Linked DNA regions of Homo sapiens: region 2 is linked to region 1. A link is a loop called in an ENCODE intact Hi-C map of the cell type or tissue named here. Cell type or tissue: endothelial cell of umbilical vein. All regions are shown on one strand. Each heading gives the region's core, and the rest is flanking DNA. Links, peaks and the distances in the headings are about the cores only.

Evidence for each region. Hi-C counts contacts between places; a loop is a spot of excess contacts. Peaks named below come from ENCODE experiments on the same cell type or tissue, not always from the same donor. Only the 100,000 strongest peaks of a DNase experiment are listed, where the experiment ranks them.
Region 2: a loop joins it to region 1, with 3 times the contacts of the local background. A loop is called at or near these places in 2 of 110 quality-filtered maps.

What each region holds. Positions count from the first base shown.
Region 1 is chr15:98,721,145-98,736,346 of GRCh38, reverse strand. The region is part of intron 2 of IGF1R (insulin like growth factor 1 receptor); the gene reads right to left. Among named protein-coding and RNA genes, the nearest start is that of MIR4714, 56 kb to the left of the region's middle. RefSeq lists an enhancer at 1,428-1,958. In endothelial cell of umbilical vein, for the core only: no CTCF peak of the experiment used is centred there; DNase peaks (open chromatin) are centred at 6,546 and 8,526; H3K27ac peaks cover 3,646 bases.
Region 2 is chr15:98,794,874-98,810,075 of GRCh38, reverse strand. The region is part of intron 2 of IGF1R (insulin like growth factor 1 receptor); the gene reads right to left. Among named protein-coding and RNA genes, the nearest start is that of MIR4714, 18 kb to the right of the region's middle. RefSeq lists enhancers at 9,936-10,631, 12,333-13,124 and a silencer at 15,022-15,202. In endothelial cell of umbilical vein, for the core only: no CTCF peak of the experiment used is centred there; DNase peaks (open chromatin) are centred at 8,645 and 9,385; H3K27ac peaks cover 2,538 bases.

The DNA of each region.
Region 1 (15,202 bases), core at 4,823-12,822:
GGACAGTTCAAGTTCAATACACACAATGTTTCATTCATGCTGTTAAATTGATAATATTAACCTTTCTTGCTGAGATGCATTAAAAATTCTGGCTTTTCAGAGCAAATGTAATTAGTTCACATTAGTAACTTCACCAGCAGCAGCGACAGAAGCAAAGTGAACTAACAGGATATGGATTAATGTAATCAAAATATCATCTCCCATCATCGCCACTCTTTAGGCAGCTGGCTACACTTCCTCTCTTGGTTGGATTGTTTTTCTTTTTAATAAAAATGATACATCAATGAAATGGATGCATAACTACTTGTAATCCCCCCTCAGGGCAGTACTGTACAGGAAACCATATTGGTGAGTGATCCCAAAAGTTTTAATTTGATGTGTCTGCTTAATACAATTTTGACATCTGAGCAATGGCTCAAGGCTCTTTCAGGGCACAGAGCTTTGGGAGGAGGCAGGAGGAGCCTTGGAGGAAAGGAAGGAGAAGCCAGAAGCAGTACATGGCTTCTAGAGCACCACTGTAAGTATCCCACGAAGATAAAAAGTATCTCCCTCTCTAAATACTGTATCACTAAGAGAAATAAATCAAAGTGGTGTGTTTGCTCTTTGAAGTAGCTCCAATGCGATCACACATCAAAATATATTTCTGCAACCCTGTACTGCCCAGCCATAGTGGGTGTTTGCTATTTTGCGACCCTCTTTCTTGAATATCCACATTTTCTCCTAAGGGACCACCTTGTCCTCCTTCTTCCTTACTGAGGCCGGGAACCTCATGGCCTGGGCTGGCACATCAGAGCATCTTTCTCTGGAACACACTGGTGGAGGGCAGTGGCCTAGCACTATCACGGCTAGAGACCTCTTGAAACAGGTCTGTGCCACTGGAACAGATTGCTCACCCTTGGGTACTGAACCTGAAGGTGGGGATGCAGGGTTAAAGTTGTAACAACCCTTTTGCTACCACCTGGATCCTTAGAATGAAGACAATATGCAGGTGGGCAGAGTCACGGGGAGCCCCCAGTGGACTTCCTGAAGCCACTCTTAGACTCTTCCATTAAGTGGACCCACAGTGCTCTTTTCCGCTTGAGCCAATTGAAACGGGCTTTCTTCCCTGGGAAATGAAAGTCAAGGTACTTCACACAACACATTTTTGACAGGGACATAAAACCCTACCTGGACTGAAACGAGGGGTGGTCACCTCTCCCCAGGCTGCAAAACCCCAGACATGGGACAAGTCAGTTAACAGCACTTCCACCTTCCCCAGCTTCGGAACTTGTGGGTGAACCCTGGCCACAATCTAATCAGCACTGCCATTAGGACCTTTCAGGGTCTCACACAGGACCAGGAAGCAGAAATAAGAAGGATACCGCTACCCATACTTGTTTTAATGCAAGAAACTGAAAGTAGAGTGATAGAGTCCTTCTTTAGGGCCAGTGTTTACATACAGGCTGCATAGAAACCTGAACCTACAATTCGTCTTGGCATAGAAGGGAAATACCCAATTGACAACAACATAAAAACTTTTAAAAAAGCAAAAATCACACTTAGAAGAAAAGTTATTTCATAGCTCCCCCAAAGACATTATAAATAGGAAGTCACCACATGAATTCAGTTCTCCAAACTCAGGGAAGCCTCCAAAGGTTACACAATCGGCCTCCTGGCAACATTAAAACACAAAGGGCAGTTAATGTTCAGAATGGTAGTCACCAATTAGTCCAAAACACACACTTACTTAGCAAGCACATACCTCTGCTTAAGCTTTGAGCTGCTCTGTTAGCATTTGGCTAAGCCTGAAGTGACACAGGTTCGGGGTCAGTGACTTTACTGCGAAGTTAATGTCACCTTTACGAAACCTCCATGGGTATAAACTCTGTAAGCCATTCTGGGCAGTGCTGGGTACAACCAAAAGGCATAAACATGCTATTTTCTCTCCGTATGTTTTCATTTGAAGAAAAAAAAATAGGCATGAGAAATATTAAGACTTAACCAAGGCCGACTTACTCTGAAGTAAAAAAGGATGCATTTGTAGCCAACCATTTTAATTTTTTTAAAAAACACGGAAAAAAACATTGGCATGTCCTATGGCTTCAGGTTAATACTACTGAGCAGAATGCCTAAACGAGAATACCTGGTATTATGCCCAGTTACAAAGCCTGAGCGATCTTCCCATTAAGTGACACCACTGTTGGAAAATACAAAACCCTGAGAAATTACAGTGCAACAACAATTTCAAATGAAAATAATCATCTAGTTTTGATTTATACGATGCGCGCTCTTTTACATCTAAGAATTGCAGCAGATACGGTCAGCATCTGAGGGTCCTACGAGGCAGGCTAATGTTACCTATGGCTCGGAACACTAATCAATCGCCACTACAGTGTGTTTGCAAAGGACTTCCGGGGTATGTAATATCAGCTCCTGTTATGGCCCTGGCTGTTAGTAGATCAAATGTACTAAATTATCTAGATATAAGACTTTTGAGAAAGGGGATGGAAGAGATGATTAGGGGCAAACAAAACAAATCCCTGGGCTTTGCCTCCCGAAGACAGCTTTCAGTAGATTATTTGGGATCCCAAGCATGTGATTTCAGAAACAGAAGTAGCTTGCAAACAGTCCCATGTTCCACCTAGATCTTGTTAAGACCTTACAGTGGGGGGAGGTCTACCACTTCTCATCTTCATCAGGTAGTCAGACAGCAAACTGATTCTACAAATCAGCTTAATGATTTTGGAGGGCTCTTCACTCAAATGACTATGCTGGGGGCCATGCAATAGCAGTGGAGGCTCCTCGGAGAGGGAATTCCCCTGAGATCCTCTGGCCTCGTCTGGACCACATGGGGGTTTGGAAGGGGGAAAAAAAAAAAACCTTCTCAGCCAGGTACAGTGGCTCATGTCTGTAATCCTAGCGCTTTGGGAGACTGAGGTGGGAGGATAACTTGAGCCCAAGACCCCATCTCTATTAAAAATTAGCCAGGCATGGGGGTATGCACCTATAGTCCCAACCACGCAGGAGGCTGAGGCAGAAGGATCACTTGAGCCCAGAGGCAGGAGGCTGAGGCTGCAATAAGCCATGATTGCCTCTACTGCACTCCAGCCTGGGCAACAGAGCAAGACTGTCCCAAAAAAGCCCAGGAAGAACCTGAGCCCTTCAAAACAACCCCTTTTATTGGAGACTCGGAGGAGCCTTCAGACCCAATCCTCGGATCACTGTGGTGGTTCCATCGCCACCAAGGTCTGCTGAAGCCTCCCTGCATGGGATACGCCAGGTGTTCACCCACACGTAGACATCTTTCTGTGTAGCAGCTACTCCTTATAGAATCTAAAAGACAAACATGTATCCTTGAAAAATGGGCTCGCGTGAGGGGTGCTCCTTTCTTTTAACTCCCTATAACCAACCTCTTCCCTTGGGAGTCGTCCCACTGACCCCTCCCAAAGGGGTGGCCCCCTTCCCAGTGATCCTTCCCCACTGGGATAACTCCCAAAACAGGTGTCCCAGGATCTCCCTCTCTGCAGCCAGGTCAGTGTTTCCAAAAACCTCCTAGACCAGCTCACTCCCCTTGCTCGTGCCACAAGCACCTAAACTCAACAACTCAACAGCACAAACATTCTCCCCTGTCAAACTCCTACCCTTTGTTGTTTCCTATCCTAGTTAATGGCAAGGGTGGTCATCTTCTCCAGTCAGTCTCCAGTCATCCGTAAGCTCATTGCTTTTCCTCTACCTGCCCCAACTTCATCCTTCACCAAGTCTTGCTGTATCTATCTCCAAAAGGCCTCCGACCCCCTTCCCCATGCTCACTCCATAGCAATGGCATCTGCCTCCACCCACGGCTCTGCCAGCTTCCCTCCTTCCCCAGACAGCTGCCAGAGACCCTTCAGGAAACACAGATCTGCTCGTGGCACTGCCCTGCTTCACCGTCACTGCCTGTAAAGTCAGGTCCAGTCTCCTAGGGAAGGCAGACAGGGCCACAACTGGTTTCCGCCAGCATTCTCACCTTCATTCTTAGAGGACATCTGCCTGAATTGACTTATCCTTATACTCAGCCTTTATTCACCTACCCCACAATCTCTGGTACTTGGCAAACTCCTCTGCATCCTGCGAGGCCCTGCTCCTAGGCAAGTCTTCCCCTGCCCCCTCCACACCAATCTACCCCTTCTCCTGCTTCCTGTGGCACTTTGCACAAAGCTCTAATAAGATATGCACCACACTCCCATTTGGTTGGTTTCCATGTCAGCCTCCCCACAGGGAGATTTCCCCAGAAGTGTGGCTGTGTCTATTCATCTTCAGATCCCCAAAGCTGAGCTCAGTAGTTGCAGAGGCGGAAATCAGCAAATGTTTGCTGAATACGAATGCTGCACGCCCAACACCCAGAGCTTGGGGGTGAAGACTGTCTCTCTGAGAGGAATCCAACTGGTCTCAAGCTACACACTTGGCCAAGTCAGGCTCTCCCAATGCAAGCAACTCCAGTCAACACGCAGCACCAACCACCACTACTGCAGGCAAACATGCTGTCAACTGTCACTGCTAACCACATTTTCCAATGGTTTGCTTCCTGGCCTAGACCAACCGGCTCACGGCTATGTACAAGCCTCCAACCTGTATGCCTCTAACCAGAGAAGAGCTAACACAGCTTTTAATTATGACCCTGGGGTTCAGTAGCGTGAAGGGGGCAGCACCAAGCCCAAAGGGTGCACTGTCCTCTCACGTGTCCACACGACATTCAGGGAAATGGGATACGCTTTGTGCCAACACCCACCCCTCCCTAGAAGAGGCACTAAATCCAGCCACAGAGCTGAAGAGCACTACCTGCAGTTTCGATACACAGATAAGTAAGAGCAGTTATCAACGACGATTCACCTTTCATCATAACCCATCTTTTGGAAAGTTCACTGAGAGACAGAAACAAGGAGGAGAATGAACCAAAGTCATATGAGGGGAAAATGGAACCCTTTTAAAAATGCTATTCATTCTTAGGGGTTAATAATTACATGGATAGATGATTTACGCAGAGGAGAAAAATGCAGCCAAGCAGTGAGCCCCTAATAAGTATTCGGGATTTGACCAAAACGTTCCTTCAGTTGCTATTAACTATAACACTGAAGAAAGGATTCACACATCCCATGACATCTATTTTTATAGCACAGGGCCCAGAGTTAGCCATATCACTTTTAATGACTTGAGATTCCAGAAGAATTATCACTACGGTAACATTTCAAAATGGCCATCAAAGTTACCAGGCACCAGGCCACAACAGTTTGGATCTCATAGGGCCTTTTAGAACAGACCAAGTTATTTTCAAAATTCATCTAATTGATTCCACATTCCTAACACAGCCTTGCTGGAAGTTAGCTAATGGGGTTATTGACAAGGATGAATTAACAGAAAGAGCACTCAAATGTTATCTGTTTCCACTCCGAGTCAAGCTCTTCTAATCATAAGCCACCAGAAAATAATTCATCGGTGACTACAATGATGTGATAATATTCTTTAATATTTCTGTAAGCATTCAAGGAAAAATATGAAAAAAAAATACGGGAAGGTATCAAGTTTGCCATTATTTTTGTTACTTTAATAACTGACTTGAAATTATTTTACAAATAAAAAGTTGATAAAAATTACCCAAGATACAGATCTCGAATATTTAAAAATGCTTACAGATGAACAATGAAACACATCATGCTATTGGGAACATATACTCAAATTCTTAAATTCTTCCCAGTCCTCAGGGGGTAGCCATGAAGGAGGGAAACAAGTGACTCTCTTCCATCCTCATTTTCACAGGAAAACAGGAGGCTGACCTCAGAGGCCAACTCTATGTGCACTAAGTATGGGGCACTCAGCTGAGAGCCAACAGAGTCAAAATCAGGGTGAAAAGGACCTTAATAACATCCTTTTTAAGCCGCTAGCTGCTACCCATTGGTAGTTCTCAAAATCAGTTTAAGGCATCTCTTACCAGCATTAGAATAGAAGAAAGTATCGTGGTACTACATGAATAGAAAGCGTGAGTGCTGTGTCAGACAAGAAGTGATTTCAAAACACTTATTTTAGTTATATACTTATTCTGTCCTGGGATCATGGTGTATATCTATGTTTTACTGTGGGTCTAGTTAAAAAAAAAAAAATTGAAAATCACAGATGTAGTATATCACCTTTCTTTCCAAGAGAGGTGAGGTGACCTGCCCAAAGTAATTAAGCAGTGGTACACTCAGACATTAGAATTTGGATCTGCCTCATTTTTAAACATTCTTTCATCAACAGAAAACTCAACACAGACATCCAGTGGGATGAATTTAGAAACAGAACCATATTTGAGAAATTAAGGGAGCCACTGACACAAATTCTGCTTTTAACTGTGCCTTTAGACCAGATGCCCTTTAAATAGGCCCTTGTGATCCCATAACTTTTTAATTACAATATCATGGACCTGCAGACAGGGTGTTACAAGTGAGAACTGTGCTTTCCAAGGGTTATGCAGGGCAAACCTTATCCAGGCCTGCCAGAAGCACATGGCATTTTCAAGGCCATTTACTAAGGAAAGACACACTCACACACATCGTGCCAAGGGCATTCTATGCCAGACCCCAGCCAGGACCTACTGTTAGGGCTCTTCAAGAGGATGAAGGCGAATCCTAGGCCTCTATTCCTGTGAAGGCCCAGCTCTTACTGGGAAGGGCAGGGAGGCCCCCAGATACTGTCTCCAGGGAACGGGACAGTTCACCAAGACCACACACACAGCCTGCTCTCACTGAAGGACAATGAGATGTGGAAAGGTTCACTTAAAAAAAAAAAAAAGCACATTAGGGTTTTTCTTAATGCACAGTACAATGAAGAAAACAGAAAACAGACCAGAACCCTATTGTCCAGATAACACCTACTGACCTTTGAAAAGAATAGAAGAAATAAAAGCACATGGTTAAAAAATTCCAAACAGTGCAAAAATAATACAAGATTACCTGTGGAGGTCACCAAGCACTTCCGGTTCCTTTCCATGAAAAATAAGTGCTTATTACTTTCTGGGATTCCTTCTCAAAAACTTCTTAATGATTGAACCAGCATTCACCAGCAAACATGCTCTTTTTAAATTAAGCCCTGAAGAATCAGAGTACATATAATGCTCTACACCTTTTTCCACTTAATTTATCTCAGAACAAAGATCTAACCTTTCAAAGAACAGCTGTTGTAGTGAGAATTCCACTCTTTGGAAATGTATAAATCAGACACAAATTCAAAATGCAGTATTTTTTGTGTCAGCCTTGTAATCCTTTAACAGTGAGTCCTATGGGAATTTAAAAATTATGATAGTATCAGCTAATATTTCATTGAGGCATTGTGCCATGTCTGGCCCTGGACTAACCCCTTTTCTTTACCTCTCACAACGACCTTAGAAGGAAGCTGAGTGTCCACAGTCGTGTAGCTGAGAGGCCTTAGGAAGGTAAATTCTCTTCACCAATGTGCAGAGCCAAGAGGTAGCACAGCCAAGATTTTAAGCCAGATCTGTCTGATTCTACTACCACCTACTACAAAGAGCTTTCTTGTCATAGGATAAAGGTGCTGGCTTCTCCACCAGAGGAAAGGAAGCCACTTAAAAACTTACAGAGAGGGTGATCACCAAAGGCCACCAGCTGGCCTCGGGAGAGTGCAGAATGCACTCCCAGAGCTAGGATGAAGAAGCGATGGGGGCCTGACCCCGCCCAGGCGGCCCTGGGCATCAGCATAGGCACCTCACTGGGTTCACAATGGCTCAGAACATGCTCACCTGCTTGAGCTCAGCCTCTTGAACGTCTGCTGCTAATAGCCGCTCTTCAAGCAAAGCACATGTCATGAGACCTATTCAAATACAACTGAGTGGGACCCTGAAACTGGGGCTGGCAATGGTGGGAGCACTAAGTCAGGCCCTCTTGCTGGGAGGTGATGTGAAGAGGGCCACTTCTCATCCCTGCTCTGCTGTCCCCTTAACCGGGGTCTTGAGCAGTGGAGGAGGAGCTCAGGCCCCTCCAGTCAAAGACAGTCCAGGCTGAGTCTAGACAACCCGACCATTCTCATCCCCACCCAGCCCGGCCAGCCTTTCACAGACAGGCACCGGGATCTGTGATGGCCAGCGGCAACAACAGGCGTGATTTCTCCTAGGACACATCACTTTTCACCAAGAAGCCCATCTTGAATAGCTGGGGGTGTGTTTACAGATCCAGGAAAGCTCAGAGCAAAAATACTTAGTTAAAAAGCAAGTTAAAAAATGCATCTTCAGGGCAACCCGCTTGGGTCCCTTTCCATGCTGTGGAAGCTTTGTTCTTTCACTCTTCACAATAAATCTTGCTGCTGCTCGCTTAAAAAAAAAAAAAAAAAAAAAACAATGCATCTTCAGTGAGTACAGTGGCTACCTCGTGTTCCTTTTTTATTTGATGGGAAATAAAGGGGAAGAGAGATTTACTTTGAGTCGGCAGGCCAGATCTGCAACAGGGACTGGAGAACTTTCCAGGCCCAGCAGCCCCGGCCTGGCCCGCATTCCTTCGGGGTGACAGCGCACCAGGGCCGGCCGGCGGTTTCCCCAGTCCTTCTGCCGCCGCCACACAGTGACTAAGCCCACAGGAATCCCAGCGGGTGCTGGACCCACCCGGAGGACAAGCAGGCCGAGAGGAAAGCCTGTGACTGCCCCGACCAGCAGAAGAAGACCTGCTCTCTGCCCTCCAGCCCCTGGGTATAATGCAGGAGAAGCTGGGGAGGCTGTCCAAGGCAGGAGCAGCCCCACCTGAGCTCAGGTGACAGCCCATCTCACTTGCAAGGCCTTGCAGAGACACCCAAGCCCCATACTCAGGACTGACTTTGCTGAGGAATCAGAGAGCAGAGTTTCAGGGTGCACCTTTATCTCCCTGAGAAAGACTCCCAGTAAAAGTCGGTTGTTTGCCCAAAGGAGGCAGAATTAAACTACGGGCAGGCAACCACAAGTTTGCTTTGACAAATAAAACAAGAAAAAAAAAATGTAAACCTACACTGGCCCAATCACTTTCCAAGAGCCTAATTCATGGTAAAACCAGCAGTCCAAGATCTGATTTTGATAAATCACTTCCTGACTCTTCATATATTTTACTCTCTGTACGACTGTTATTTTTATTTTGCAAAAGAATTAAAAGTTTACTGGAAACCACATACCTTTCTTCCTTTACGACAACCTGTCATTCATCACAGCTAAAACATCCACCCATTAAATGATATTTTTACAAGATTAAAGAATGGTTTTAAAAAGAAAGAAATCTCCTTAGTTAAAAATGAACCAAACAAAGGTACCTAATCACTGATCAGCATCAAAGTTTTGTTCCACACATGAAAATAATTCATCAGGCCAGGTGTGGCGGCTCACACCTAGAATCCCAGCACTTTGGGAGGCCAAGGTGGGTGGATCACCTGAGGTCAGGAGTTCGAGACCTGCCTGGCCAACATGGTGAAACCCCATCTCTACTAAAAATACAAAAAATTAGCCGGGCATGGTGACAGATGCCTGTAATCCCAGCTACTCAGGAGGCTGAGGCAGGAGAATTGCCTGAACCCGGGAGGCGGAAGTTGCAGTGAGCCAAGATCACACCATTGCACTCCAGCCGGGGTGACAAGAGCAAGACTCTATCTCAAAAAAAAAAAAAAAAAAAAAAAATCATCAATGTAAAAATGAATTCTGCCTAAGGAGGGGAATTTAAAAAGTCAGAGAAAAGCAAGGAATTAAAATTCAGAAACAAGCTGTTTTATAATTAAGCATCTGCAATTTAACTATACTATGTCACTCTGATTTTCATCTTTCCTTTCTCATAAGAGTCATAGATGTTCTCCGCTCATATAAAGGTGGTAGGAAGGGAGGGAGGGCGCCATGCTAATAGAACCCACATCATGTTTACTAAGAACTAGGCAGATGTGGACAAAAACTCCAAAGATTTAAAAGTTTCTTGACTAGAGCAAGACATCTTCAAGAACTCATCCAACATGGTGCCTAGCCTTCTTCAGAGCAAGACAAGCCACTAAGTCATCCCTGGGTGTGTGTTCAGCAGCAGCCCACTAGGAAGTATTAGGTGAGCTACGATGGGAGAGTAATGGGCAGGAAAATCATAGGAAAGCAGGTCTGGATTTGGGCTGGCTGCTTAGCTGCATGGCACCTTGCACAAGTTATAATCAGGTCTCTTGCCTCCATTTCCTCTTCCACAAAAAATGGAACAGTAATATCCATATCCACCCTACAGACTGTGCAAAGATTAAAGAATACTGGCGAGGTGCCTGGCACCTAGTCATTGTTCAGTGAATGCCAGTCATGATCACGAACACAGTCCTTGCTAAGAGGGTGATATGATTTGGCTGTGTCCCCGCCCAAATCTCAACTTGAATTGTGTCTCCCAGAATTTTCATGTGTTATGGGAAGGACCCAGGTGAGGTAATTGAATCATGAGGGCTGGTCTTTCCCGTGCTATTCTCATGATAGTGAATAAGTCTGACGAGATCTGATGGGTTTATCAGGGTTTCCACTTTTGCTTCTTCCACATTTTCTCTTGCTGCCACCATGTAAGAAGTACCTTTTGCCTCCTGCCATGATTCTGAGGCCTCCCCAGCCATGTGGAATTGTAAGTCCAATTAAAACCTCTTTTTCTTCACAGTCTTGGGTACGTCTTTATCAGCAGCATGAAAACAGACTAATACAGAGGGTAATCACCACAGGAATCCAGACGGGGAGTGGGGTCAGTTCACTGGTACAAGGATCTTGATCAAAGGAACTCATTTCCCACCTGATCCCTATTCACTCCAGGGTCCACATCTAGGAGTCCCAAAGACCGGCATGCATGGGTTGGGTCAACAGGCTGCCTGGAGGTTTACCTCATTCCAGGAGTTGGAGAAGCACTGTGGGAGGAACTGGGGTTCAAATCTGCAAACCTCCAAAACATAGGAGGGATCTTCTAAAAGTTTCTGAGAGTTCTAACCACAGATTAGGGGAAAAAAAAGATGCCCTTTCATCAACATGGGATGAAATGCTAGGATTTAGACATGGTTTTTTTGTGTGTTTTTGTTTTTGTTTTTTTCCAATTCAGAAAACACTAAATCATGTAAAAATCTTGGAAGAGGAGATACAGATTCTGACCTAATAAGATGCTACTGCTCTGATTCCACCATCAGAATACCTTTAGGTTGGCACCACTTGCAATGTATTAGTGCAGCAAACTGCACGAATCCCCTCATTAGATCCAGGGCCCCTGAGAGTAGAAAGGGGAGTGGGGCAGTAAATGGCCAGGGAACAGGAGACAGTGGGCTGGAGGGTGTCCCAGGTTCTAACCCCAGCTGGGCCTTCAGAGCCCTGGTGTGGTCTGGGCTAACCTCTCAATCCTTTTCCAAGTCTTAAGTTTCCTTCCAACTCACTGTGATTCTTCCAGAGAATTACACAGGGCAGGTGAAATTATTTCCTAGAAAATGCCCATGGAGTACAGAGGTTCTCACTGAACTTCTCTATTCCAGGGCCGATGCCTTTGTTTTAATGGCAGCGCATCATCGACTAACCAAATCCACAGGTACTGCACAGGTCTGAAGGATCCGGCTCTGAGGGATACCGAGGCATCCGGGGCTCCCTCTGTCTTCTTTCTGTGTACACAAGGTACCTTCAGTGACTGCAAGGAAAATCCTCTTGCTTTCTACATCAGAGCACGTTCCATAAGGGCAAAGTGCTCCAGTCATCACCTCCTGTTTTCTCTAGCCAGACCTGCTCTGAGCTGGAGACCCACTGCAGTCAAGCAAACTTTTAGACACAAGAAAAAATGACAACGTGTCTATTACAGAGGTCTCAGCTTAATCAGAAAATGGCACTGTGGGCCAGAGAAAAGCTGACGGTGATGGCTCCTACCCCAGTGCAATAGGCAGATCCATGAGAGCTCTCACTGGGGCTGCTGGAGAACTGGCTGCTCTCTCCCACTTTAGTCACCCCTGCTTCATAAATGTCTGTGCCAGAAAGCCACAGTGAGCCCCCAGTGGCCCCTGTATTACCCACCCAGAGAGACAACCTCTCCCCTCCATGAAACTCATTTCTGGGACCCACACCTAAACTTTAACACAAATCAGAAAAGTTGAGACTCCTTAAAAATGCGTTTTGCAAGCTCACAGGTTCTTGGTTCATAAGTGATACTATGGAACAATCTGGTTGGGAAGGGTGGCACACAATAGAAAAAGTTAATGATTATCTGGTGTAGTTTGCTTTAGTCTGTGAGTTCAAAAGTCTCCTCATTTACAATAACCTTAAAGGATAACAAAATAAAGTCCTAGAAGAAATGTAAATTTAATTATTTCCATTTTCTCAAAATATTAATTGCTGATACAATTAAATGGATTGGCCTAAACTGCTCCAAAGCTTTTCCTATCTGCTAATTAAATTTGCCCTCGCTGCCATAATACAAATTCTGGGAAACCTTCTGGCTTCTGGGCACACTATGTAGGATGAGAGAATCAAATCCATTCAGTCCTAATCTACTGCCCCACTTAATAAACAAAAAATGTTAAGAACATGCATTTAAAAAAAAATCTAAATGCCTTCATAATATAGATACAGCAAGTCTTCCCATAATGCTAATGAAGGCTTCTCACAAGAGTTTAATGAGCTAGTATCCAGTATCTTCCAGGCCCGGGGATGTTAGCTTCTCCTCCCTTAGTACAGAGGTTGCTCAGACAGCAATCAGCATCATGATCCATACTAAATGCAACGGCCCTACTCTTTATCTTTATAGTCTGTAATCCAAGTCACTCTATTAACAGGCAGAAAAATCCCAGCTAGCTTCAAAACTCCCTCATCTTTCCATTATTTCAAATGACAACCTTTTCCCACTACTTTATCTTTGCATTAAGTACCAGGAGCTGAAAGATGCAATCAATTTAATATTTCCCTCTGCCCATTTACATGACTTATTTGTTTCGGCAGATCTTCTTTGCCACAAATCCTTCATTTGCCCATTCATGTCTGCATACTTAACATAGATTTAATATTTCTCCAGGCCAAAGATCATATGCAGAGTTTTTCTTTGACTGGAGGACAGAAGAGACAAGGAGAGAAGAAGAACGTCTGGAATTCCTTTGTTCTTGGAGACAACTCCAGAGAACAATTCTCAATAAGAAAAGTTATAAAAAGCTTCAATCAGCACCCTCACGTTTCTGATTTAAAGTTGGGGTGGGGGAGCGTGGAATAAAAAGAGAGGGAACTAAACATGTACGAAACTCATTCTAGCGTGAGACGTTGTCAGGTACTTTGCTGACATTTTATCATAAAACTCTCTCTCGGTGGCCACGGGTTACAGCAGGGAACCTAAAACCTAGACTTGGGACCCCAAGTCCTCGCTTCACAAAAATCATGACATGGGTGTTGAACCAGTTTCTGTTCAGCCACACAGAAACTCATTCAAGTCCTTCAAGAGGAAGAATCCCACCTTCAACTCCACACCTCCTCCAGCACCAGGCGGAGATGCTCCTGATTCCACTGAGAATCCTCCTGCCCACACAGGCAGGAAACTCGGGGCACTCAGTGCCTGCTCTCTCACCCACTGCATGCCCACAGACCTCTGCAAAGGCAGCTCCTTTATTCCCCCAATCCTGAACATCTGTTAAGTGCTAAGGCCTCAGAGGGGGCTTTTTAAACAGGCACAAAGTAGAAACTACCAGCTTTCCACCACTCCTACCTCATCCATCAGAAAACAGAGCCACCAGCCTTCCAGGGTAGGGTTCATCAAGCCTTTTCCTCCCCATGGAACTAAGCTGTACACAGTAGTCAGAGATAAATAATGTCTAAGCCAAACCGGCTTGAGGGCACATATGGAGGTGGGGGGCAGAGGGACACTGGCCTGGGACCTAAACCACCATTCAGACCTCATCTTTACAAAATAGTATACTCCACATTCCAAATGCCTGGCAAAGTTTTGCATTACAACTCATTCACGAGTCGAGGGCCTTGTATACAGTGTTCGGCAAACAGTACTGAGCAAGTGTGGACATTTCTCATGAAAGGCCTCGATTTCAACCAGACCCAAATATTCTTTTAATCCAAAGTTCCAAATGTGGAACTTACCCTCCTCTGAGCTCCTAGCACTTGTTGCCTCTATTTCTCTTCTGGCAAAAGTCGTAGAGTGTCTCGTCACACCGCATAAGTTGTCTCTCTCTTTTAAATGTCAAGTGTTTTTATCTTATCTCACAACAGAATCCTAGTTTGTGTCATCTCATACTGCCTAGCATGAGACTTGCACAAAACGGGGGCACCTTAATTGTGCAGCTGAGGGACACGATGGAAACTCTGGCCAAGGAACTAGCAAGGAAACCTGCAAAGACACATCCAGACCTAACCTAGGTGCGACTTATAACTCAAACCTCTTCCCCAGTCTCCCTCTCTATGGGAGTGATATGTACACAATGTGTTCGCTTCCACTTCCTTAATGATGGTGGACTGACATGAATAAGAATGATGGGGAGGACCATAGGACCCCAAATAATTCACAAGTCAGCAAAGTGAAGAACTCACCTAGGCCATACATGTGCACACATTCTCTAGCACACACACTTACTCTCACACTCTACTGTTATTTAGTTTGTTTATTCATTCCAGCTAGAACCAGGGACCAATTTGGTCATCCAAAAATGTTTTGTAAATCTCTTTATAAAATTCCTGCACCTCTCAGGGCCAGCACCAGAGCAAGGCAAGATTGGTGTCCAGGATACAAAATGTAAACAGGTGCTCCCTCTCATGGTGCACTACCCTGAGAGAAGACCTCTTTTGTCTCTGGTCCAAGATTTCTCACTCTGGTCCAAGATGCCACCACTGCTGCCACTGCCATCGCCACCTCCTCCTCCTTCCCTTCCTCCTCCCCCAAGAGAACTATGAGGACCAAACCACTCAGACACTAAGTGGGGTCAAGCCCACATGGGAGATGGATTTTTACAGAGTATCTCCTCCACGGGCTTCCCATTAGCTGTGAGGTTGGAGAATCAAACATTATAAACAAAGCATGAGTCCTAACCCACAAGTGGTTTCTCAACTGTTTGGGGAGAGAGATGAATGAGGAGTAAACAAGGTCCTCTGAACCTACTGATAAAAAGTACAGAGAAACCATCATCACTGACCAAATAACCCAGCAATGGATGAGCACAAAAGCAACCTGGAAGCAAGAGTCCTCAGTAAGGAAGATTTGGGGGGCTTCATGGAAGATCAAGTGGGTGATGGTTA
Region 2 (15,202 bases), core at 4,848-12,847, 74 kb before region 1:
CAGCCTTCACTGTAACCACCAAAGTGGTTCAGCATTGCTCCCATGACCCACCTTCACTTAGTTCATCCCAGCTTCCCTAAAGCGGGAGTCTGTCTGGGTCAGTTTGCTGTCTCTACTGAGCTCATGCCAAACCCCGTGGCTATCCCATATACACCTCTCCTTTCCCCACCTAGACCCCAGGGTGCGGGGAGTGGGCTTTCATTCTATCATCAGAACACAATACGTGGAACGTGACTTTAGCAACTAGGATGGAGAGTGGGAAACCCTCCGGAACCACGTTCCTCCAAAGCAGCTGTGTCCCCTGCAGGCACTCACTGAGGGCTGAAAAGACACTCCTGGATCTCACAGCACAGTCCTTGTGCAGCACTTTACGTTGGAAAACAGAACCAACAAACATTTTCTTGAAGTATTCCTCAAAACCCAAACCAGTCTTCTCTGGGGCTGAACCCAGAAACTCTTCAAGACTATTTACACAGGATTTATAATCTGGTGTCTACTCAGCGGTTTTATAAAAACATGGAGGGAAAAATGCCAACGCGCTGCCAGTTCACTGCGGTGGTTCACGTTTCTTGCCCGGTAGACCAGGCAATGTTCCCAATGCCCAGAGCCCTGGCACCAGGCAAGCCTCTCACGCCAGCGGAACTTGGGAGGCTGCAGAACTCACACTGACTCCATGGCGTCTCTCCCAGACTCACCTTCGCAGAAGGAAGCCCTTGCAGGCTCTCAAGACCCAGAACTAATAGAATCCAATCGTGGTTGCCTTGGGAAAAGTGAATCCAAGCTTCTAACAGGAGGTCCTCAAGCCACCCAGTACCCTGAAGTACTGCTAGCCAGACAGCAAATCTCTGTGCCACCCATAGGCTACCTCCATCCTCAGTACATGCAGGAAAGAGTCAGGGTCACGGCAGGGTGCCCCCGGAGTGTCAAAGGGCCTCAGACAGAGTCCTGGAATATATAGACCTCGTCAGGGTTTTCTTTTCTACACTAGAACTATATTGCAGCTACCTGGCACCTTGAGGGCCTGAAACATTCAGGATAGGTAAATGTCTTGAGCAGCTTCTTATTTTAACTGTTGATAAGAATCTTTTACAGAGGGCACAGTGGCTCATGCCTGTAATCCCAGCACTTTGGGAGGCTGAGGCAGGAGGATCACTTGAGATAGGAGTTCAAGATCAGCCTGGGCAATAGAGTAAGACTCTGACTCTATAAAAATAAAATACAAATAAAAATTAGCCAGACATGGTGGTGCACACCTGTAGTCCTAGCTACTCGGGAGGCTGAGACAGGACGATTTCTTGAGCCCAGGACTTTGAGCTTGCAGTGGGCTATGACCGCACCACTGCACTCCAGTGTAGGCAATAAGGCAAGACCCTGTCTCTTCAAAAAGAAAAAAAAAAAAATCTTTCAAGAACATACCTGCCCTAGAGTCCCTGCGAGGACCTAGGTTCCACACGACTATAGGCACCTCAAGGGTGAGGGCCTTGTCATATTCATCACTATGGCTCCAGCACCGAAAATCCTAACAGTCTACAGTGTGTTCTCAATGAATGTATATATTAAACTTACTTGCTTTTAAGCCCCTATATGCCACTGGTGACACAGGTACACACAGTAATCTCAAGGGGCTGATGATCATTCTTATATCACAGTTCAATGCAAAATCACTACATAGCCAATATTAAAAAACAAAGTGAAACAATTATTCACAATTTATCCCAAAGCTGGAAACATTTTTGAAGAGGATAAAGATACTGACAAATAATACGGAACTCTTTCAACTTTAGGTTTCAAAATTAATAAAGAGCTATTTCACTGTAGTTATTTACTTCGGTGGCTAACATCTCCCAGTATCTTATTATTTTCAACTTATTTTTAAGATGAATATATCTTATACCACCAAATGCTTTACCTTTGGTTATTCTGAGCTCCTCAAGGAGAATACCCTAACATCATTCTTCCCCATGCCAGGCTATCCCACGTACCTTTCCCAAACAATTCCCAAACAACATGGATGTGGTATCTGTGTGTCCTCACAACTTCATTACTGCACAGAAATAGTACCTCACCACCAAAAAATCATGTTCATTGGAACTGTTCTCAGAAAAAACTCCAATCATAAGGCAATGTTTTATAATGAGAGTTTATGGATCAGATATTCTGACTAAATTCACCAAAATGATTTCAGAAGGAAAATTACTATTATCTTACAGCTGCTATTGTTTCCTCTAAACTTATACTATGTCAGACAGAAAATCCGACTGCTTGAAAGAAGGACCCATAAACGGCAAGGAGACAGGGTATACACTAATGACAACAAAGCTATGACAAAAGTGAAGTGGCTTCCACATACACAGTGTTTCACTATGGCCCAGGCCCTGCTGTAAACTCCTCACAGGGATTAGCTCATTTAAACCTCACAGCACAACAATCCCTCACTATTAATGCCATCTTACAGAGAGTGAAACAGAGGCATGAGTCTCAAAAATGGCAGCACAAGGATAAAATCCCATCTGGCTGCTGAGTGGATGTTTTGGTCCTTATCCTATCTCAGAGAATGCATTCAAACCTAAAACTATGCCAGGAGTCTAAATTTAACTCAAACAAGCTGAAGAAAACCAAAACGTCTCAGATATCACAAAGCAGTGCATTTATTGCATAATGTTGCACAACAAGGAAAGTTTCTAGAAAGCTGCCCGAACTTACATGGTTACTACCAACATCCAAGCAAAAGAAAGTCCCAAAGGACAAAGAACGTGTCCCACATGTACACGATCTGGTTCATCTATTCATATATCCAGGATGCAGCCTGTGCTCAGCGCCCTACTTACAGGAATCTGAGCTTTACGATTAGTATGATTTTAGCTGCTAAAAATGTGACACCTACCTCTAAGTCATTTGGATTTATAAAAATCCCACCATGCTACAATCAAGAAAGCATTTCACTGAGCAACTGTAAGCCAGGTACAGGGCGTGAGCTGAAGAATGTCCCAGGTGAGTGAGGCCGTTCTAATTTCAACACCTAAAGAACAGGTCACATCAGACGTTATAAATTCTCCAATTTTCTTTTCTTTTTTTTCTTTTGAGACGGGGTTTCACCATGTTGCCCAGGTTGGTCTTGAACTCCTGACCTCAAGTGATCTATCCACCTCGGCCTCCCAACGTGCTGGGATTACAGGTGTGAGCCACCGCGCCTGACCAATTCTCCAATTTTCATGACATTAATGATCACGTTAGGCTTAGGGTCAGCTGTGCCCTAAAGCTCTCACATCAATGTTTTATGGATGTATGGGCCTAACACTGGTATACAGATACCCTTGGCTATATCCCTCTTACTAATGCCAGAGAACGGGTGTTTCTTGCCACAGTGCCACTCCTGGCTGTCCAGCACATGTTCACAAGGACTAGGAAAAAGGGATCTCTCCCTGGCAGTCAGCTTCTCTTTTCACAGTGTTGAAAACTCTGTGAGATAATTTCCTTAGGCGTCCTGGTAACACCTATTAGAAAGTGTTTATTTAATATTTATTCCCACAAATACCAATGAGAGAGAGAGTCTCCTACTATTCAACAGTTTTTTGTTTTTTTTTTTTAATCAAGAAATAGTTGAAAAGGATGGGAGTGAAGGCACTTTAAGCCCACAGATGCCAGCAGAGGTGGGACATGACAAGGGAGGCTGGGGGGCTGGCCCCAAACTTGTCCCTCCCAAGTCAGCTTGGACACCACACAGCACTTCGTGCGCCCTCGGCTGGCTTAGCACATGGACAAGGCATTGCCGCTGGAGTCCCACCTTCTTAGAGACTCCTGAAAAGGAGCTCCACGCCACCCCCCACACCTCGCCCTGTGCCACTCTTCCACTTGTCCTGTCCACTCTGGACATAGAGCCTTCACGGTAAACCAGTAATAGGACGTCAACTACTTTCTGGAATTTTGTGAGCCCAGGTGAGTGAGGCCGTTCTAATTTCAACATCTACAGAAGTTATCAAGTTTCAGGTTTAATAACCTAGCAAGTTATCAGACCTGAAAGCAAGGGGCCTGGCAACAAACTCTCAACCTTTCAGGCAAGTCAGACAGAAGTGTGGGCACCCCATACCTGCTACTCGCATCTGCAGCAAGGGCAGACTCGTGGGACTGAACCCTCATCCCTGTGGAGTCTGTGCTAACTCCAGGTGGTGAGTGTCAGAACTGCACTGAATTGTAAGGCCCCCAGTTGGTGTCTGGAGAGTTAGACAACTGGTTGTTGGTATGGCAAAACCCCACACATTTGGCGTCAGAAATGTTATGAGTAGCAACAGTTCAGAGTCCTTTATGTGCGTTTACAAAAGCAATAATTTATGGCAAGGACTTATCAGAACTACTTTACGATTTTATTTTAGTTTCTTTTAAGGACCAAGATTAAAGATTTAATTAGTTAAACAAGACAACCAAAACAAATACTTCCTCCTGACCTTGAGTTATCACAGACTGCCACCCAAGGGGCAACTGAAACAGAAAGGGTGGCCTGCATTTCAGAAGGGCTGGAGGGGACAACGGGCAGTGTGCTCTCAGGTGCTCTGAATCACACACACACACACACACCATACACACACAGGCACCCTTTTGGAACAGACAATTATGAAAGCACATTAAAACGCAGCATGCCATTTGGAAGTCTGGTCTTGCTGCTCTGCCCAAACACAGGGTACACACTTCAGGGAAAACAATCCTAGAGAAACAGTAGCTCTGTGAAAAATGAGAAATGTAAAATGTTTCGGCCAAACACAAAGAAAAAAAAAATCAGCGTGTGGGATGGGGAGGAGAATAAGACCTATCAGAATTCTTTTTGCTTAGCTGGCCAACTCTGGCAGCATAAAGTTTAAATGGAAGTATCTTCAAATTAAATCGCACCTGCATGTATATAAGACTCCCCTGTAATGCTCCGATAACACCTCAAGATTGAGGTCATCTAAATTCAAACCTTAAATATAAAACCACTCCCAAAAGAGAATGCCTTTGAATATAATGGCAGTTTCAAACTTTGGCAAATAATTATCCTGTACTTCTTATCTGTGAGAATCTATCATTTATTTTAAAAATTCTCTGCAGCGGCCGGGAGTGGCGGCTCATGCCTGTAATCCCAGCACTTTGGGAGGCCAAGGCAGGAGGATCACCTGAGGTCAGGAGTTCAAGACCAGCCTGGCCAACATGGTGAAACCCTGTCTCTACTAAAAATTCAAAAAATTAGCCAGGCGTGGTGGTGCACGCCTGCAGTTCCAGCTACTCGGGAGGCTGAGGCAGAATTGCTTGAACTGGGGATGTGGAGGTTGCAGTGAGCCGAGATTGCACAATTGCACTCCAGCGAAACTCCATCTTAAAAAACAATAATTATCTGCAGCTCCCTGTATCTTCCAGTAAACGGATTAGCAGGTATTTTCTGAGTGTCCATGATGACGGTCTTAGCACTCTCCTTCCTGCCTAAGGAGTCACAATCGCATTCACAATCAAATGCAGGTGCTGTGTGTGCGCTGCTCTCTTCCTCCCATAGCCCCGTTTCACTTTCTCTGGAGTGCATCCCCATCCTCTCAAAGCAGAATCAACAAGCAAACCACTGTCCTTCTTTCAAAAAACAAAAACAAAAACAAAAACAAAAGTCATGTGTTTATTTCTTCCCCTCTACTTGTGCCTCCTAAATTCCTTGCCTTAGTCCCAAATCAGTCCTCCAAACGCGGGTTACTTGTAACGTTATTCAGAAGTGGAAGATTACCTTGCAAAATGGCAGATAATGCCCCAACTAGATATTTCATGGCATTCTAAAACTACATAAAAGCAAGATTTCTTAACATTCCTCTAAATAAATAATAGTGTAATAAATATATGAAACAGGCTATGCATTTCCTCAGTGTTCTTCCATTCCCTCCAGTGACCACACATGTGTACTGCATGGTGAGCCCATGACTGAGGAATAGAAATACAGTCATGAGGCAGCTAACAGCGTTTCAAAGATGAAGTGCATATACGATAGTGGTCCTGTAAGGATAGAATATAGCTAGAAAATTCCTATTGCCTAGTGACATTGCAACCGTGGTAAGATGTACATGTTCCTCATATGTTTGTGGGGATGCTGGTGCAAACAAACCCGTGCTGCCAGCTGTATAAAAGTACAGCACGTACAACAGTGCACAGTACATAATATGTGATAATGATAATAAGTGACTATGTTATTGGTTTATGTATTTACTATACTTTTTATAGTTATTTAAGAGTGTACACCTTCTACTTATTAAAAAAGTTAACTGTGGCCAGGCGCCGTGGCTCATGCCTGTAATCCCAGTGCTTTGGGAGGCCGAGGCGGGTGGATCACTTAAGGTCAGGAGTTTGAGATCAGCCTGGGCAACATGGTGAAACCTCATCCCTACTACAAACACAAAAATTAGTCAGCCATGGTGGTGTGTGCGTCTAGTCCCGGCTACTCAGGAGGCTGAGGTAAGAGGATCGCTTGAGCCTTGGCGGTCGAGGCTGCAGTGAGCTGTGATTGCACCACTGCACTCCAGCCTGGGGGACAGAGCAAGACCCTATCTCATAAATAAATAAATAAATAAATAAAATGTAATATTCACTAAGTGTAGCCTAAGTGTACAGTATTTATCCAGGCCTTCACAATTACTCACCACTGACTCACTGACTCACCCAGAGCAACTTCTGGTCCTGCAAGCCTGACTCCTAGTAAGTGCCCTATACAGGTGTACCATTTTTTTATCTTTTACACTATATTTTTTACTGCACCTTATCTATGCTTAGATTCAGAAATACTTACCACTGTGTTACCATTGCCTACAGCGTTCAGAACAGCAACATGCTCCACGGGTTTGCAGCCTACGAGCAACAGGCTATACCATGGACCCTAGGTGTGTAGTAGGCTGTATCAACTAAGTTTGTGAAAGTACGCTGTATGATGCTGGCATAATGATAAAATCCAATTACCTAACAATGCATTTCTCAGAACATATCCCTGTCATTAAGCAACATATGACTGTCTATTACTGAGATCTGTACATTTTTAATTACCTTCATGTTACTGAATCCAGCTTTAAAAAAACAGCAGGAAACCATTTTTTCACTGTGTTTCAAGTCAGCTACAATTTAAATATCATTAGTTCGGTGTCAACCTAAAATGGAAACAATTACCAGTAGAACATTACATATTACGTTTACTTTTCATTTTTGGTAGCACAATTCCTATCTAGGAAAACATAATAAGTTTCCTGTAGGAAAAGTAAGATAAAGGAATTAAGAATTCTTAGGGGTCTCACTCACTTAAGACCGCTAATATATGAGAAAAAATATCTTGTGCTTTGAGAAGTAAGCTTCAATTACCTGGGAAATCAACTCAAGCAAAAAACTCTTTCAATGATGCTAGACAAATAAAATGCACAGGTAGATGTTTGCACGTCCACAGAAATTGCAGCCACAATCAGATGCATTCTTCAGATGTGAATTCGTGCATACAAGCAACCCCTGTCTTTCGCAGAGTTAAGTTCAAATCCTGTACACACTTTGTTCCACAAAATTGCTGTTGGCTTGCATCTCTTTTGTCACCTTTCTCCATCCTTAAGTCCTCCAAGGTTCTCTCAGGGCCAAGACTGTAGGGTTCAATGACCTTCCCTGGTCAGCTGTAAAACTAGGGCTAGCACCTTCAGAATCCGCCAGCCACACCCTGCTCCAGCTCACCACCATGAGTTTTCTCTCATCAGCCTCCAAAGTCCAAGCCATCGCTACATCTCAGAGATGACGTACAACATGTGCCTTTATTTTATACTCTCAAGATGCTGGATATAGTAGTTATTATCCAGAAAGAATGACTTCACAATCAGGATCCGAGACTGGCTATAAACAGTGATCGAATCCTCAACTCATTCCCTCTCGCACCTACAGGAAGGTATTAACAACTGATCCTCCCTTTCATTTTTAGAGTAACAAACCCAGCTTGTACTACCCATGCCTACAACAGCCCAGATGTGGCACTCAAGGTTGAAAAGGGGCCACAACTTGGTAACGGGACACACATGACCCCATGCAGGAGAACAGCCAGGGCCATGAGGAAAGGGACTTTGGTGCACAATGGCAGGTACCTATGCCCTTGCTGGGACATGGGGCATCAGGGTCATTACCAGATGGGTTTACAAAACACCAAAACACGGACAGCAAAAGTAAGATGCTCAGTCCATTGGCTTGCAGTGTTTCAGAGTCCCTGCTTGCTGCTAGCCACGGGGATGGGGGCTGGGAGTCATCCTGTTTAAAAGCTGCAGTGAAAACCCAGTGTGGTCGTCTCTGTTCTCAATGTCTACCTTGGAAGAGGGAGTTCTTAACCTCTGTGGCAGAGCAACCTGAAAACAGAATTATACTCCATACACATAGCTACAATGCCTCATGCAGAATGCTCTTCCCAAAACCGTGCTCAAGGATACAAACCCAGGCTGTCCAATTTGGGGAAATCATTGTTTGAGGGTGGCACAGACAAGCAGTCGGCTTGGGGTTTGCTCCCTGTGCACAGCTCGATCATCAAGGAAAGGCCTCTTCCGGGCCTCAAAGCTCCCTTTGTGAGGAATGAGGCCCACTGTCGAGGCTCACACAGGCAGCTGTAACCAGGCTGCCCCTCTCTCTGGGTGTTTGTTTTGATAGAGGTTCATTTATGCCAGAGACAATGCCCGCTCTCTTTGTTCTGCCCCCAGCAGGAAGCAGTGCAGGGAGGGGGACCAGCATTGTCACACAGCTTCCAATTCAGGTTTTGGTGGCCACAACAATGGGGCCTCAAGGGCCACAAATAAAGAGCCGCTCACGGGGAGCAGGGCAGAGAGACTGGCACATGTGGACCCCAGCACACCCCAGGTAGAAGTCACCTCCTAACAAGTGCTCAGGCTCACTATCAAGGGCTTTGAGGGCTCTGAGGTTGGGGAGAGGGAGGCCACCTCCTCTTCTCTTAAGTGGTGCTGGGAGGGAGAAGTAAGCAAGGTCCCCGGGGATGACAAAGCCTTCCTACCTCTCCTACCATTTATCCCAACTAAAGGAGCAAACACTCAAAAAAGCAAGCAAAAAGAATGCACACACATGCTTCGTGTTCTAACTTACCAACAGTTGCACAAGGAAGAAAAAAAGTCTAATCTGAATTGCCAAAAATGAACAATATCCTTTAAAATGAAGCCTGGGCTAGATGGCTGCAAGTGAATGAAATGTATTACCCAACTGCTGCTGTAACACAAGCCCTCTCCTCCCCCTTCTGGGCCTCATTCATAAAAAGCCTGCTTCGCCCCAGCAGCTGCAGGAACTGGGACTGGATTTGTGTTTTGTGCCGGTGTTTTCCAAGACAGAGGGAAACAATTGAAACAGACAATCGCTCAGATACCAACACCAAGTTCGCCTCCCCTTGAGAAGTTTGCTGCAGTCTCCTGGTCTAATCCAAATAGGTGGAGGGAGGGCTGGGAGGGCATCCTGCAGAGCTGTTCAGTGGCGGTTCTAACGCTAACACCCAGCGTGTTATTAAAGGAATTCCCATCTGCTGAGTCACACTCCGTATCTTTCACTCCCTGACATTTTATTTTTTTTTAATCAAAGGTTGTTCTTTGTTGGTAAAACGGGGGTTGCCAAGTTAATTAAAGATTGCCAAATTGGGGTAGAGATAGCAACACAACTCCCAAAGAGGTAATTTTTTCATTGTCCACTTTTAAATGGATATTACCATCTACAGACTTTATGCAGCCTGCTAGAAATCTTATGAGATAAGGAACAACTTCAATTCTTAATATATTTTTCTAATTTATGAATAAACCAACAACCAACATGCTTCATCCAGGCAGGATGAAGCACTGTCTCCCTCGCCCACACCCTTTTCCACAGCTGCCCTCCCAGCCCAGCATCTTTTATCACCTAGAAGGGCCAAGGAGGCTGGTTTGTGCAACTCAACAAGCTCTGTAAAACACCAAGTCCCTAGAAATCTCAGAAATCACCATGAGAAACGAGAGGCTACCAAACTTTTTAGACTCAGCAGCCTTCTTCAAAGCAGGGCCCAAATACAAGAGCATGTTCTAATTTACCAGGAATGGTTTTAATACAAGAATTACATAAGAACAGAGTGCAGGAAAGGAAGGGAGAAATAAAACCATTCTTGTTGCCCTAATACCAGAGCAGTCTTCCGGTGAATTGATACATAAATTCTCTCCAGAGACAAGATAATCCAAGCTATTAACTGTTCCCCTCTCAACTCTTGCAAAACACAAGGCTTCGAAACCTTGAAGGGGGGCAGGTGGAGGGGAAAGCCTGCTATATATTTCTAGAAAATACCAAATTTAACACCACGATCCCAGCCTGCTCATCACTGCTGGGGATCAGCCATTCTGGGAAGGTAACAGCAGCCCTCAGCACTCCCCTCCGCTAAGTAAACACTCCTTTCTACCACACTCGGTCCCCCATGCCGGCCGCCTCCCACCTCTGCCTGTGGACTGACAGCCGAGGAAACAAGAAAACAAGCTGGAGATACCAAATGAATCTTGCGAAATACATGGTCTGTGATTAAATCACAATAACTCTAACCTCCTCAAAGGCAAACATATCAAGATAGCAAGCTGAGAGCAAAATAAGCAAGTCTTAACAGAAATTATGCCAAGCTTTATAAAGGGATTACCCACACCTCCTAGAGGCTGTGCAGCCTGGAATCCAGGGTGGTTTGGGTTTTTTTTTTTTTAAACTTACTGCAGCCCTTCTAGCTATCCAATGAAAGCTCTTACAAAGAAACCTTCAGGTCTGCAGTTCTCTGTGGGTTTTCTATGAATATGAACGTACTTTACGGGTGGAGAAAACATATCCATGATCATGTTTGAGGGGCTCACGAAAGGGGGAGGCACATGAATTATACCATGAATACAGATATAATGAATACAGATTTAGTGAGATTTTAATACCTCAATATTCTCTGGTCCCACTCTTAAACATCGCCCTTCAACCATCAAAACATCTTAAATCCTGGGGTAGGGGCATAGTTACCCAAAGTTGTGGTACCTTCCCTAAAGAAAACTGAAATACATACCAGGACACACATAATTCTGTCAAGTTTGTCCCTAACTGTGTGATCTTGGACAAGTTAGCTAACCTCTCTGTGCCTCAGTTTCTTCATTTATAACATGGCTCTAATAGCAGAACGAACCCTTGAGAGGCTGTTGCAACAGCTGGTACACAGTAAGTGCTCAATAAATATTCGTTGCTGTTATTAACATTGTCCCTATGCCATCTCACCCCCCATATAAGCTCTCTGCTAACTTTCCAACACAGAGAACAAAATCCAAATTCTTCACCATGGCTCCAGGGCCCATGTGATCTAATAGCCCTCTCTGCCTGTCACTCACCAGGCTCCAGCCACCCAACCTCATCTCATCCTCCTCACTGGACATCCCACGTGCATCCTGTGTGCACCAGACAGTCTTGCTGGTGCTTCCAGACTCTGACTACTTCTCTCCACTGACCATCTCCACCATCCTGGTCTAAGGTTCATCTTCTCTGCCCTACACTGGGGCAACAGCCTACTCCTACTGGTCTCTCTACTTCTGTCCTTGCCCTTACAGTCTCTCTTAACGCAGCTGCCAGCATGGTCCTGTTAACGTACACACCAGCTCCAAACTCTGCCATCTCCTTTCAGAGTCAAAGCCGAAGTCCTCACCGTGGCCTCCAGGGCCCTACATAACTGACTCAGTTTACCCCATCCCCCACCAAGATGCACCAAGCTCTCCAAGCTCCTCGCCTTTCCCTTCCCTTTCCTTTAGGTCTTCGTCCAAATGTCACCTCTCTAGAGACCTTCTCTGAATACCCTACGTAAAAAGGTACCCGGATACCTGCCTGGCACCACGTACCCTGTACCCCACACCTAACATGTGACCCAGCCCTCCCATCCCCTTCCCTACTTTAATAAAAGCTCCACAGAGGCAGAGGCCTCATTTTGTCCACTTCTATAACCCTGACACCAGGAACAGTGCCTGGCACACAGCAGGTGCTCAATAATATTTGTGGAGCGAATAATCGATGCCATCATGGAGATCTTTCCCTCGCTGGGGCCTACCACCTCATGTTCCTCTCCACGTCTTCTCATGGCTGATTCACAGTGGCAGGGCAAATGTCCCCTCTTCAGAAAGGCCTTCTATGAGAATCCAACTTAAAAGTCTCCATCACAATCAGTGAGTCTGTATTTTTTTCATAGCACTTACCACTGTCTGACATTATTTTCTGTCTACTTGTTTGTTGTCTGTTTCTACCACTAGAATGTTTCCATTTGTTTTCCATTTGGAGAATGGAGTTGGCTTTGTCTCTGTAACCCCAAGTAGCTACGTCAGCACAACAGAATGCTCAGTCCGTATTTGTTGAATAAATGGCAATGTATATACTGACATTCTTTAAAAACTAAAAGCACACATCCAGAAGAGGAACCGGGAGGGCTCTGTCTTACCCCAGATGACACATACCCTGCAGGTGCATGTGCATGGAATGCCTTGGGCACCTGAAAACACCACCCCGCTCCCCCAACCCCAAATGAAGAGCTCTCCATCTGACCTGGGAGAAGCACTCAGAACCTAGACATGGCTCCGACGCAAAGAAAAACAATTTGAAGTTACTAAATAACAGCCCAACATCTGTCACCACATATGAACAACTCTATGCACAGGTAACGGTCCACTCGCCATGCTCACTGTCCAAACACCCGGGCATCAGGTTTACCTTCCCCCTGAGTGGGCTTTCGAGCAGTCATCACAGCTGCCTGGGAGACACAGCTCTAAAACGGGGCTCGGGCTGCAGCCCAGGGGCCAACACTGAGCTCCCAAAGCTTTGGATGCATTTCCTACTCAGCATGGACATCAGGTGACTTCCTTAAGAGGAAAAATCACCCCGCAAGACTGCTGAGAAAGCAGGTGTGGCATTTATCAGTGCTGCTGTCATCCATAGAGAAGCCAGGAACAACGAAATGTAACTCTGTGTACACAGAACTCTGCCACCCCACACAGGGCAGATGGGGCAGCCATCAGAAATGCGGGGCATGGACCCAAACGCCAGCATAGCACCACACCCCCAAATGAGGGGGGAACAGGCTCAGCACCCCAAGACATCCAAGCACCATGGCTTTTACAGCTAGATGCACTCTCCACAAGCCAACAGGAGTCGCGAGTGAGAGCCTTCGAACACATCCAGTGTGAACATGCATTCAGCAAACATTTCCTGAGCCCTGCTTTGTGCCAGGCTGTTCTCAGTGCTCAGGATACACAAGGAAGAAATAAATAAAAGATAAGGTTTCTGTCCTTGTAAAGCTTATATTCGTGTCCGTGTGTGCATGCCTGTGTGTATGTATAAGAATACATTCAATAGACACAATTATTAAGTAAATTAAGTCATATGTTAGAAAATAAGTGCTGTGGCAAAATCCAGATTAAAATCACCAATCACTAGTCAGGAGACCCCATCAGCTACGCAAAGACCATACAGGTAGTGTGCAGAGACACCAGAGAGGTCACCCTGTTTGATCGACAAAAGTATGCTCATTAGAAGGTAAACCACAGGACTATGGGGTCTTTATCTCTTTTCTCCCTGCAGGATTCTCAGCTCAAGAAGAGCACCTGGCACAGGTCAGGGACTCAGAAGCATTTGTTGAAGAAATGGAAGTGCTCACCCACTGAGTTCTTGCTTCTGCAGCATTCCTGGCAGGTAACCCTCTCGAGTTGGCTGAAATCTTTCCAAGAATGAAAAGCTGGGCTTTTACAACAAACTAACAAGCAAACCCCAACCAACCACCCCCACACACCCCCAGGCGCCTTTACTGTATTACTTTCTGGACCCTCTGAGACACACACAGTCTACTACTAACGCCAGCACATGCTGTGATGGGATTCCCCCAGCACAGTGCCCACACGATGCTGGGCCCACACAGCCTGTGACACCTGCTGGCCACTTCGCTCCCACGGAGAAGCCTCTTTCACGTTCATATGTGCTGGGGATCTGTGTCTGCTGAGAGCTGAGCTGCCTGCCTGGGATCAGCCAGATGGAGCAGGCAGAGACGGCACGGACCACACTCCAGAGGAACACGCCATGGATGGCTGTATTGTTGATGTTTCAGATATCCAAAAAGTAAATTATAAATCTTAGCGGTGATTTAGCTATCCTATTTGCCAAAGGTAGTTTACACGGGTGTTTCAAATTACTTGGTAAGAAGGCACAGGTGACACGAAGGGACCACCCACAAATATCTGGCATGTTCCAGTCGCATGCATGGCATGTCGCATGTGGTGCGACAGTTCTCAGGAAACAGCATTTGTAAAAACATGCTTATTAAAAAATTAGAGAGATTTTCTATAAGAAACACATAATAGGCGCAGTGGCTCATGACTGTAATCCCAGCACGTTGGGAGGCCGAGACAGGTGGATCACGAGGTCAGGAGATCAAGACCATCCTGGCTAACACAGTGAAACCCTGTCTCTACTAAAAATACAAAAAAAATTAACCAGGGGTGGTTGCGGGTGCCTGCAGTCCCAGCTGCTCGGGAGGCTGAGGCAGGAGAATGGCATGAACCCAGGAGGCGGAGCTTGCAGTGAGCCGAGATCATGCCACTGCACTCCAGCCTGGGCAACAGAGTGAGACTCCATCTCAAAACAAAACAAAACAAAACAAAACAAAAAACAAGAAAGAAACACATAATAATGCTAATCTAATCATTTGTGTATTTTTAAGTTTTTAACTTACTGATACATGTCAATGTGTTAAGACCAAAAAAATACATGAATTTAATTTAAGTCTAGACGGCAAAGTCAAATTAATGTAGTATACAATTTTCTTAATAAACTTTTCCTTTCCTACCCTCTTTCGCCCCATTTTGAACTTTAAAGAAAAATTTGCCTTTTTGCTGCTTCCTAAACAATCTATGACTGCTACAATAGTCAATATTTTCCCACTTAGTTTGCTTATGGATGTGAGGGTTAAATGTTATGAACATAATTTAGTGCTTACAACATCAGCAAATCTGGCTTCTTCCTTGAGCTGATACACAGTGAGGTTAAGGTCAGGGAAACATCCGTGCCTTCTGGTCCAAGCTGAGAGCATTGCTAAGGTAAGCAATCAAAGCTGGGAAGGCTGGGGTTGGGGAGGTGTCAAGGATGACACAATACAAATGCTAAAGTCTACAAAACAAGGTTGAAGACTCAAGTCCAC